3 separate regions of the Homo sapiens genome follow, and all the other regions are linked to region 1. Evidence: chromatin contacts called from ENCODE Hi-C or POLR2A ChIA-PET data. All regions are on one chromosome and are shown on one strand. The core of a region is the stretch at or near the end of the contact, and the rest is flanking DNA. Distances in the headings are between cores, read along the strand shown. Region 1 has its middle 110 kb from the start of CRIM1-DT. Region 2 has its middle 300 kb from the start of CRIM1-DT. Region 3 overlaps CRIM1 (cysteine rich transmembrane BMP regulator 1).

Region 1 (4,117 bases), core at 850-3,349:
ATAAAAAACTGTTAGATGATTGTCTAAAGGCAAGAACAAAAAGACTACATTAACAGGATCATTTTCTTCTCAGAAAAAAATTGCAGGAGCGTCTACCCAAGCCTGTAATAGAAAATTGGCCTGTGGAGTTACAAGATTGGTTACAAGATTTGATATAAAATAATCTCACCTCACCTATCAATCATTCCATGTGAACTATATCCAGTATAAGCTATGCTTATACTAACTGGTTAAACAAAAGGATCAAACGTAATTGTCATTTGCTCTGTAACAGTGTTTTTCAATTAGATTATAATGGATGATCCTAGTATATATGAATAAAAAATTATCAACAAATTATTACATACATAACCGCACCATAGAACATTATATTTAAAGGCAAATTATTTGTTAAAAGAAAAATGGTATCCATGTAGACCACTCTCCGTGAGTGCTCAATGCAATAACTGCATCCATTACTACCCCAAGTTGAAGGGAATGAATGAAAAGACCACTATGCTGTAAATCGCTTAGAAGCAGAATTTAGTTAATTGAGAAATTATGTTCAGGCTAACCTATCCAGATAGCGTCATATCTATGTGGAGTAAGTTAATAGAAATTCCATGCTAGCTCCATGAATTGGTTCAATAACAGGAAAAAATACAGATGAGGAGGAAGAGAGAACTGGCAATGTGAAGTGACACGTTTCAAAAACAATTCCTTTGTACTTATTCAGAGCTCCAAATCCATCCATACACATCACGGGAAATGTGACGATGCCCATGCACTTATCATTAGATTCACTCTCCAAAATGTCAACTACCAGAAATTAAACTCTTCCTGTAGGCCAGCTTGGTTTTTAAACACTATGTCTAATCTCGCAGCAACACCAGGACATAGGCTTCATTGTTGTACAGCTTTACAGATAAGGAAGTTGGGACTCGAAAGAGTTAAATGAGTTGCCCAAAGTCACAAAGCTATTAAATGACCAAGACAGGACTGGGATGAAGCTCTTGAGTATGAAGTTTGTGTAATATGTCCACTATGGCTAGCTGTATTAGTCCATCTTCACATTGCTAATACATACATACCTGACACTGGGTAATTTATGAAGAAGAGGAGGTTTCATGGACTCATAGTTCCATGTGGCTGGGGAGGCCTCACAATCATAGTGGAAAGCAAAAGGCACATCTTACATGGCAGCAGACAAGACAGAATGAGAGCAAAGAGAAAAGGGAAACCCCTTATAAAACCATCAGATCTCGTGAGACTTATTCACTACCATGAGAACAGTATGGGGGAAACTGCCCCCATGATTCAATCATCTCCCACCAAGTCCCTCCCATAACACAAGGGAATTATGGGAGCTACAAGTCAAGACGAGATTTGGGTGGGGACACAGAGCCAAACCATATCACTAGCTGTTTGCCAAGTAACAGAGAGGAAAAAGATTCAGAAATAACATTTGTCTCTGTCTGGGTATTTGCCTTAAACTGCAAGCTCCTGGAGGGCAGGGCAGCATGTGTTCCTACCTGGTTCTCCTTATATGGCACTAAGCAGTATGAGCAGGTGCTGTGGAATATCATTTGGTACTGAGAACAATAAAGAAGCAAGAACACAGATGATGGTAGGAGCCTAGCTTGCTGTCCTGCCTCTGAATTTATAAAAGGTCTCAGGAATGACATGCAGGATAGGGAAATATACAGCCTCTGAGCCTTGGTAGCTACATACAACTCACGATGCACACTGTCAATCTTGCTATGTTAACCGGCAAATGTCCAAAGGAGGCATTAAATCATTGCCAGAGACCACTCAGCTCACATTACGTTGTACTGAAGGGGGAGGAGGGGCAGATTTCAGAGTCCCACCTTCTTCCAAGCCCCCGCACTCTCCTCTATGTCTGCCCCGCAGCTCAGGCCTGGAATTTTATGTGCAGCAAAAAATCAAAGGTAAAATAAATGCTGAACAGCGATTGCTGTCATTGCCTTCCCCGCAGTCATTTCGCTATTAGCTGTTGGAGGAGCAGACCGTGTAGGCTGACGAGATCTGAGTAAGGACGAGGGATGAGATGTCAAGGCAGGGAACACGGCTGCCTTTGCGAGGTGGCTTTGACTCGCGCTGCAGACATCACACGTCAGCTCGGTGGAGACAGCAAGCAAACCCAACTGCAGCCGCAGAGAGGAAGCAAAAGAGGAGTGTGTGAAAAGATCAGCATATTCAGCCTGCCAATTATTTTCCTCCCTCCCCAACCCCACCCCCAAACACAAGTTCCTTAATATTAATAGTGCTGGAAATCGCAGCAATGAGCACATTGTTGGGGTGAAACTGAACATTACTCTCTAAATGAGATCCTGGGTGTGAAAGCAGAAGGTCCTCTCTGTCTCCCAGATCAGAACATTATCTGAGGCCAACAGCTCTGCAGCAGCTCTTAACCTCAAGAAAAGGGCTCGGCATTTCTGGTTCCCCAATAAAGCCACAGCACACCCTGGGACTGTTCAAATTATGGATACACACACACACACACACACACACACACACACACACACTCAAAGGAGATTATTACTAAGCTTGGGCTACAGCTTAAGAGGCATAAGTGGCATTCTCTTATTCCTCTGACTTGAATCCCTACACCTGTTACCCAAACTTCACTCACTGTTCTCCTCCACAAAAACACATTGTATCTTTGACATTACTATCAGTTTTGATATCAGAAGAATATGTGCCCAGGCAGCAGCATGACATATGTTGAAAGAGCTAGAACACTTGGAACTCTAACCTACTTTTATGAGACTTTTTTTTCTGGGTACGAGTCCCTTAGCCCATCCTTAAAGAAATATGACCAGCACCCATTCCCATCATTTAACTTTCCCAGATTAGAATTGAAACCTCTTCCCAACTGTACTGCAGGAGGTAGAAACTAATAGTTCTTTCTGAAGATTAAACCCTCTTAACCTTCAGGTGAAGAAATAAATATTATGCTGTTAAAGGATGAACCCCAGTCTAATGTCTATTAAATTCTTCCTGGCAGATTTTCCAGAGGTACAATAAGCAAAAGGAAAGAATAATATTTTCAATTTGTTAGATAAATGTAGGCAGGATTGGAGGAAAATAAATGAAGAGTACTTGCTTAGACTCTCGTATCGCTAATAACCCTGGAACATAATCTGAAGGGTTATTTAACCCCAGAGAGTTCAGGCTAGTGATGGAGGTCTCTGTGGGAGCAAGGTTTAGTCTCTGGATAATAGGCCTGCAAGGCCTGGGAAGTTAGCAGTGCCCCAGCAAGCAAGATGCATTTCAGAGAAAATCCTAATGGAAATTGGGAAGTCATCTATCAGTAAAGAACTGAGTGATCTTATCATGGGTTAGGAAGAAACAAGCAATTTCAGAAGCATTTGGGTAACTAGGATTTTACACCAATATATGAAATACCAGGGCTGGGATTGTAAGACTGGTGCAGGGGCTCCTGATAACTATTTATTCATGCATTAAACCATTATTGTGTACCTATTATGTCCTACACTCTGTGATCATTGCTGCTAACGCAAAGACAAATAGGATGTAGTCTTCAAGCAGCTTACCACGTCTACCGGGAGAGATAGTGAAGAGTCAATACATGACAATTTCAGAAGGGAATGCTTCCAAAATGGAGTGAGGATCTCTCCAAATTTAGGAGGGCATGGGTATCTACAGTAAGCAGAAACTGATAATTCCTTCTTTACAAATTTTTCTAAAATCTGCCATACTCCAAATATAATTCTCCATCTGAAAAAAAAATCATGAGAGACTTTAAAGGAAATGTGAACTAGTAATTATATTATACAAGCTAATCCCACAAATAATCATATGAAACATAAAAAATTTCATTAACACCTAAGCCCGTCTGTATTTATTTTGTCTCATTCAATAGCACATCATGACTCTGTTTCCATGGCTCCAAAACAACATGGAAATTTGGTCAGGTCAGTCAAATAAAAAGTCAAATGAGTTTTTAAAAGACAAAAAGACACAAACTGAAATGGTTGCTATCTTCATCCTTTACAGGCACAGTCTAAAGCCTATTTGTTTCTCTTTGTTGGCTGTCTGCTTTCATACTGATTCTCAAATCCCTTTTCTCTACTATTTTATATAATACACAACT
Region 2 (4,117 bases), core at 746-3,245, 180 kb before region 1:
TTTACTCACTCAATGAGAAGCTGTTTAAATAAAAATATCAATAAGTGTAAACAGTACTATGTTTTACCATCTTTTTTTATTCTTCAAAATCAGATAGTCTATGGAAAAAAAAAAAACACCAGTCAAAGACATCTAGCAAAACTCTTCTTAAGATGAAAAAAGTTTTTAATACTTCAATCTGTGGTTTTTGTTCTTTATGGGCAGAGGGCAACATCTGACATTGTTTTCCTTTTTAACAGTCAATGTGACTATTTGACTCAAAGAGAGGATTCAAGTGCAGTAGAATAAAGCTGCTAGAGAAATAAAGCAGGAAGTTTCAAATTAAAGAAGAATGGAGTGGAGATTGTGAGGAAATGCAGATCAAAGTGACAGGGTTGAGGGGAGAAGAAGGGACAAAAGAAATGGCAGATAAGAGCAGAAAGACCAAAGCCAGGGTAAAGTGCAGTGAAAAGGAAAGAAGTCAGAAGGAAATATGTTTTCATTTATACTACTCCGGAAGGGTATTTTAAAAGGAATATGATGTCACTTCCGTGTCGGTATAGCAAAGATATTTCATAATACATAATTGTATTCCTTTTTGTCCATCAGGACCAAATTATTGCTTTCTCTAGAATTAATTTTTCTACTTTTTAGCAGAGCTTCAGAGAAATACTAAAATGATTTCATTTTTAAGAACTCATGTTTACTTATGGCACCCTTAAGAACATTCCCAAGATAAATATAAACAAATCTAATCTTACTCTCACAATGTGCTTCCCATGAAGTTTAGTCACTGAAATAGATGTACCACACAAAGGAGAATCAGTGCCAAACCTAATCTCACACTTTTAAGAATCATAAATCTTTACTTTTTAAATGAACATTCAAGCAACAATGATGTCCCTGTTACAGAAGTAATGTTACTTTAAAATGTTGCATTCCTTGACAAGTTTGCAAGTATGAACATAACACTTGTGGATCTTACTAGTGACAAAAAAAGGAATTTGCAGTTACTTTTAGTTTTAGTTTTATTTGCATTTGAACATTACAATAGATTGGAATTTTGGAATTTGTCTAGACTACAAAATTTTGCTCAGGAAAGTATAGATATGTTTCCCTTGCCCCGAAGAATGAATTTCTACTGTACTCTGTGATTGCATCTCGCAAATGAATCTTTATAGAGGAAGACTCTCTGCATATGCCTATGTCTCACACAGTCAGCTCAGCATATGTGACCATCTCAGTCCTCAGCCTGCCTCCCAGGTAGTTCCCTAAAAGTGTCCCACAGGCAACTCTGGCCTCAACTAGTAACAGATTTTGCTAGATTGTTTCACTTCCCAGGGGTGTGATTCAACATGATACATGATCTGACTCATGTAATAGGTCTACAAATTTTTTATTAAAATGTGACTTATGAAACAGTGCAAACATTCAGTATAGATCAAAGGCTTAGCAAACTATATATTCATTAGCTGGAATATTATACAGCCATCACAGATTATATTTAAACACATTTTTAAAGATAAAATAACAATTTTTAAAAATCAGTATTCAAAATTGTATATATGCTATAATTGTATATATATAGTGGGAAAAATAAAATTAAGCTTGTATAAAAATAAAACTAAGCATGTGTAAAAAGAAATATACGGTAACTGTGACTAGGTAGCTGGACTGTAGTGATTTTTTTATCTATATTTCTATTTATTTTCAGCATTTGCTTAAATGAGATTATGCTGCTTTAATAATGAATATGCTTGTATTTTAAAGTATTTGACAAAAAGGCCGATTTTGTTTTTGTTTTTCCTCTTAAATTTATTTTTTACTTTTTTTTTTTTTTTCTAATGAGGGAGGATCAAGGCAAAGCATAGCAAGGGTCAAAAACAGGAAGATTCAAGTTGGGGACCTAGGATCAGATATGGAAGCTGCCATAAAGAGATAAGAAAGCAAGTAAGCAAGTAAGCACAGCTGCAGGTTTATTGCTATAGGTCAAAGTTACAAACTGAGATCAGCCCACCAAGAGATAGAAAGAGGAACAGAAACTTAGCTCTAAGACCAGAAAAGGAGGAAAGGAAGAGGAGGCAACACCCTAGTATATCATGGGACATCTCATATGTAACTCATTGAGTCTTCATATTTTCTTTCTTTCTTCATACTTCTTTCATGAACTTTGGAGAGAGCTAAGAACCAGACAGGACTTTAAACTTTGGAGAGAACTAAGAACCAGCCAAAGCTTATGGCCCTTTAATCATTCAGTATAAATTCCTCCAGGGCCAAGCACCATCTCTGGCACTGGGGAAGCAACAACGAACAAAAAAGGATAGCCCCACACTCCTGGGGTTGATAGTCTTGATGGGGAGAGTTGACAAAAATATAGAAAAATTAATCAGTTAGATAACTAGCTAGTGTCAGGAACGAATAAGGGCATAAAGACAATAAGATAGGATCACATGACCAGGAAGTGTACTTCCCACAGTCAGGGCAGAACTTTTTAAAGAGGTAACACCCGAATTGAAGCATGATGATACAAAAACCAGTAAAGACCTGAGGGAAGGATGTTACAGCTTTAGAGGACAATCTCACATCAAGCCAGCTCCTGCAGAACACAAGAACCTCAGTGAGAGGAGATAAACCAAGGCGGGGAGTCTGTTAAAGAAGACAAGGAGGACACTTGCTCTCATCTCAACTCTGGGTGAAAGAAATTGGGAGGTAGAAAAGTTTCCCTGAAAATTTATGTTTACAAACTGGAACTCACTTGGGTTATAGCCAGAATATACACTACTAGTATAGTGGGGAGGATATAAAGCTTAGAAGTTAGTTTGAACTTAGTGTTTACTTTTCATAAACAAAAGAAAATTAACTTTAGAGGAAAGCAACTTAAAACTGGTCCTCAAAAAAACTCCTACAGGTTATGTTCCATAAAACATGTGTTCACAGAAAACAAAAACAACAGACTCAGAAAGACTGCCAATATTAGGATTATCAAATGGGTAGCCTAAATAATTATCCTTAATGCAGTTATAAAAACTAAAGTATCTGTCTCAAGTATAATAGAAACAGTAGACTGAAAATAATGAAACATACTTGGGAAAGAATTAAATAAAGCTTCTAGAAAAAAATCAAACAAATATTTTAAAAACTGAAATTACAAAATCAACAAATGGATTAAAGAGCAGATTAGGCACAAATGGGAAAACACATATAAAACTACTTTTTAGAGTAAATATAAAGTACTCAACAAAATTAGGGATTAATAGAATTATGCATGCAAAGCTGGCTATCCCAGATTACTACCAAATAGAATGTTAGAGAAGAGAGTATTTCTAGAGGTTAGCTTATCAAGCATCCTCTCAGAACAAAAATTCCCCCCTGGAGGCTCCTTTTATTCAGAGTGTGAGCTCCAAGACAGAAGGGACCAGTGTGACTTATTCACCAGCAGATCTCCAGCATTGGAAATAGTTGTTGGTTAAGTGCTCAATACACATTTGTTAACCGAATGAGTGAATAAATGAATAATGACATATTTAATAATAGTTGGTAGAAAGCCTACAATGATATTTGGAAACTTTAGTCTAATTCTGGGAATACACATCTCTAAAACATCTGGTTTAAAAAAATGAAAGATTCAGCCCACTAGAAAATAATTTTTGTGCCAAATGCCAAGAGATTGACATATAGAGATTTGAGTTTCTGTATATCACTGAATGGTTTGACAGTGGTTCTCTCTTCTTATGCCCTTATTTAGTTGTTGTGCTGACAAAATTCAAGCAATACTCCACCTCCGCAATCTGTTTCATCTCCCACACTCCCTGCACATTTTGAGATACTGAATCTAAAATTTGTAAATGCTAGTGAATGAGGCTCTGATGCAGTCTTCAGAATTGGAAAACTCTTTATCAATCCTAGCAGATTAGCCCAAGCTTATCTTTAATGCAGCATATCAGTTGAGGAGGTGGCAGGGAAAATAATAAGTAAATAGTTTTCACTGCTAAATCACTTTCAGTTCATGCCACATTGTATATTACATGCCTACTCTCTTCTGTCCACAATTAGATTTTTCTGGTGCTCAGGTGGATGTGATTCCATCAGTACAAATTAGCTGAAAACCCAGCCATTTCATCTACACGGCGATCTACAG
Region 3 (4,117 bases), core at 995-3,494, 160 kb after region 1:
TTGGAAAATTGCTGTATTCAGGGACCTCAGGGACATATTCTATGAAGGAAGGGCAGTCCAAACTGAAATCTCAAAGCCCAAAGGAGTTTGCCTTATGATGACCTGAGGAGAGAGAATTCCATATGGACGGAACAGCAACTGCAAAAGCTCTAAGGAGAGAACAAGCTTGGTGTGTTGAAGGACTAGCAAGAAGAAACAGCGTGACCAGAATGGGGGGGAGGGAGGGGTAAGGGCCAGACCACCTGAGCCCTTGTAGAAGATGATGAGATGTATGGATTTTGTGATGAGTACACAGGAAAGCCATTAAAGGATTGTGAGCAAAGGTTTGACATGATTTGTCTTTTAAAAGATGAATATGGTGGAAAAAGAGACTGGTTGGGGTAGGGAGATGTAAGAGTATGAACAGAGCTGGCTGGTAGGGGTTCTTTTAGTAGTTCATGTAAGAGATAATGGGGACTCGTACCTGAGAGCTGGAGATGAAGAGAATTAGGTGCATTCGAGATACCATTGGAAATAGAATTAGCAGGAGTTGTTAATATGGATGTTGAGGGAAAGAGAAATCAAAGAGTACTCTTCGATGTGGAGTTTAAGCAAATTGTAGTGCCCTTTACTAGAGGGAGGACCAGATTTAGGAAGGACCCAGGAGTTTTGGGCAAATTAAATTTGACATCCACATAGAACTATTTGTCACAAGCAATTTTTAAATGTAATTCAGTAACTCATTAAGTAGAATTCATACATACATGCTCTATGGTGTATAATTACAAAGAGATATCCCTGAGAAAAGTCAAATCTCTCCAGAAAAAGTTATAACCTCATCAGGAGTTTGTATAGAAAAATAAGAATAACCTACTTTGCAGTGATTTATCACCAGGCAGAAACTGGCTGAAGAGGTGTCTGTGTTATCCATAAAATGTGTTTTCATCATTGCTGCATCACACATCACATGGGTTAGATTGGTGTAGAATATGTGGAACCTAGTGCTGCTTGCACAGTGAACATTTTGCAAAAGGAGGAAGACACTTAGGGCTTTAGATAATTCTCCTCTGTTTTAGCTGAAAACGTTTGGAGAACGTTGAATGGTTTATGATTTTTGGCTGTTTTGAATTATTTCCTCTATATAGAGAAAAAATAGACAATCAAAAATTGGCGTGTGATACTATACATCATTGTTTTATATTGAGTGGACAAATAAGAACCGTGTTGCATTCATAAGATGGATAAATCAAGGAAGGTTTTGTGGAGGAACTAGGAATTGGGTCCAACTCTGAGAAATTTGTTGATTGGCTCAGCAGAAGGGAAGGAGAGTTTAAGAGCAGCCTTGGATAGAAAAGAGAGGACGGACAGAGAGGTACAGATAGGAAGATACTAAGGAGGCCAAATCAGTGGGCTTCAGTGGCTGATTGACTTTCGGGGATGAAGAAAGGGAAGACTTCCAGATTGTGGGAGGACTATTATCAAGATAAATGCTGGAGAGGAGGTGGTCAGGATAGATTTTGGGAGGATGATAGGATATATTGTGGTGTCATTTATTAGAATGTGAAATACAAGGAGAGCAGCTTTGTGGGAGGTTGGATGAGGTAGGTACTCTGTTTGGTTATGTTTGAGGTATCTATGGAGAATCAAGGGGAGGATGAGAGTTACAGGTCTGGAACTCAGAGAGAGATCTGAGCTGGAGATAAGAATTTATGAGTCACCCTCTGAGGGAGACTGTGGTGTCTAATGACTTTTTGAGTACATAAATGATGTGAGGAGTATGAGCATTTTTAGGAAGATTAATGTGACAGTAATGTGCATAATGGAGGAAAAAAGTGACTGGCAATGTTAACACACCAAGAGTGATACCAAGTGTATCTTATACAAAAGGACCCCGTGCAGGGAAGCTGGCACAGGAAGTGACTCCTCTGTTAGCATGGTAGAAGAAAATCCAAGGGTTGCTACTGTTAGCCAAGTGAAAGTCTAAAACACAATTGCCAGTGCCCATGATATTGAGATGTATAAAATGGAATACATTATTTTAATTAATTGTTAATTGATTGGTTGACTAATTTATACTCCCTTGTTCAAAAAAGCCTTTAAAAGTATCTGACTATAGTAGAGCTGGTCAGACCCACACCTGGAATTAGGGCTAGTTCAGAGTAGAAGCACTGAAATGATTAAGTAATTGGATAGAGAGGTCAAGAAATAGGATTATAGTCATAGACTCTTTCAGTCCAGAAGGTACTCAGCATTCTCTACAAGTACCTTCCGAGGCGACCGCTTTCAGTTTAGAGCTGCTTTAATTGTTGATTCATTCATGCATTTATTCATGTATTCATTCAAAAAGAATGTATTGAGCACATGCCATGTGCCACTACACCTCAGATTCACTAGGGCAAATTTAGTTTGCTTTTACCTGAGGACTATTTTCTAAATGACCTAAATTGCAACACATTTTCAATATACTATGGGAGCTTGCTTTGTTTTTTTGTTTTTATATTTTGATTTTACATTGTATGGCTATGTTCTCTGAAATGAAACTAATTTTTACACAAAGACTTCTGTTTTATAGCCTTTTTTCTTTTCATTTTTAAAAGCGCAGATAACAGTTGCCTCAGATCATTAACTTAATTATCCTGTACTCTAAATTTACTATTTCAGTGCTACCTAAGGAAATGGTAATATCATGAGTTTTTTATTCCATTTTTAGTTTTTTACATTTCACTTATTTCACTTCCTTTTTTTCTTTACACAAGTAAAGCGTACGTGCTAAATTTTATTCTCGATTGTTACCTCGTCCTTGGTCTAGAGGCTGTAGTACAACCCTGTGCTGTGTGTGGCCTAATAAAATGTTGTAAATCTTATGTCATCTGTAATGTTTGTCAGTAAACAAATCTTTAGTATTTAGAAAGAAATATTATGCCATTTTTTATTTATATAACTTTTTTTCTCAAAAGCATTTTGGGTATTTTTTATGTGCGTGGGAGAAAATGCTCACAGAAAACACCCAAGTAAATGTGATCTGGTGGAGCTGGGAGTATTAGCATTCATGCCGCCTTTGAAATAGTGCAACAGAATTTCCTCTTAATGTTCCTGCCACTAGAACCGCTTCATGGAGACACTTTTCAGCTGTAGCAAGAAACCTGCTGCCATTGCATAAGTACAGGGAAGACAGAGGCTCCCAGCTCTGCCCCTACCCGCTGTCCCATACGGAGCTGAAGGTCCATGGGGAGCCTGGGTATCATGCACTGAGGGTGTCTCCTAAGTTTCTCAAACTTGAGAGAGCTTGATGGTCACACAGAGAGCTGGCTTAACTAGGACTAGACTAGGGCTAGGGAAATCTGCATTTCCAGCAAGCCCCAGGAGAAGCTGCTGCTGCCCATTTTCACCACAGTTTGAGTAGAAAAGTTATAGAGTGTTTATGTGAATCGACTTCGCTGCACAGAGAAATGGATTTGTTGTGCTGGTGTCAGAGAACATCATATCTTCAAGTAGTCACTGGACCTAATTTTGATTTCCACTACTTCTTTCATTGTTTTTTTAAAAAAGCATATCTTATACATTGCTTTGCTTCAAATGTTAATACATGGTAATGATTTCATTATGCAATTAAAAAATTTTTTTCTCAAGTAAATGTTAAATTAAAAATGAAATATTTCATATTATACAGGACCTCATGGTAAGGGACAAAACAAACCCTGGGACTCGGATGCTGGAAAAATCATTTGCTTTTAATAGAGTTGATCCTTTTCATAGGTTTACCCATTTGGTCTTTGCTAAACTTTACAAATATGTCTAAAACTTTATGTCTATGGATTTTTTTTGGCAATTATATTGATCTCCTGTATGGCATTAAATGCCATTATTTCAAAATATTTCCTAATATGTTATTGACTGTATTAGAAATAATCATTAATTCACAAAATCAGATATACTGAAAATTAAATTATATGTTCTCCAAAAATATAATTGCTGTTTACTATGAGAGTATTATATAGCAGAGTTAAACTAATAAGACAGTCGTTACAAATTATCACCACTGTAATTGTTCCATTGGAGGGAGGATGGAAATGGGTGGGTTTTGTACATTTTATAAGGTTTATGAAGTTTAAGGGAAAGGATTTTGGGGAAAGCTCTT

What was found. Hi-C counts contacts between places; a loop is a spot of excess contacts on that map. ChIA-PET counts read pairs that join two places held with the same protein, here RNA polymerase II (POLR2A). Pooled maps may share reads with other maps.
Region 2: a map with no recorded cell type shows a loop between it and region 1 (11-fold over the local background). The contact joins two enhancer-like sites. A Hi-C loop is called at or near these places in 18 of 37 single-sample maps with no recorded cell type and 5 of 50 pooled maps. POLR2A ChIA-PET finds 5 or more read pairs at or near these places in 1 of 52 experiments (activated naive CD4-positive, alpha-beta T cell).
Region 3: a map with no recorded cell type shows a loop between it and region 1 (2.5-fold over the local background). The contact joins two enhancer-like sites. A Hi-C loop is called at or near these places in 5 of 37 single-sample maps with no recorded cell type and 6 of 50 pooled maps.

The regions. Positions count from the first base shown.
Region 1 is chr2:36,238,537-36,242,653 of GRCh38, forward strand. No RefSeq gene overlaps it. Among named protein-coding and RNA genes, the nearest start is that of CRIM1-DT, 110 kb to the right of the region's middle. Within about 2 kb of position 2,100, at least 3 of the 41 ENCODE cell types and tissues checked have a DNase peak (open chromatin) inside an H3K27ac peak, as active enhancers do.
Region 2 is chr2:36,057,881-36,061,997 of GRCh38, forward strand. No RefSeq gene overlaps it. Among named protein-coding and RNA genes, the nearest start is that of CRIM1-DT, 300 kb to the right of the region's middle. RefSeq lists an enhancer at 1,896-1,945. Within about 2 kb of position 1,996, at least 3 of the 41 ENCODE cell types and tissues checked have a DNase peak (open chromatin) inside an H3K27ac peak, as active enhancers do.
Region 3 is chr2:36,402,232-36,406,348 of GRCh38, forward strand. The region is part of intron 2 of CRIM1 (cysteine rich transmembrane BMP regulator 1); the gene reads left to right. Among named protein-coding and RNA genes, the nearest start is that of CRIM1, 49 kb to the left of the region's middle. Within about 2 kb of position 2,245, at least 8 of the 41 ENCODE cell types and tissues checked have a DNase peak (open chromatin) inside an H3K27ac peak, as active enhancers do.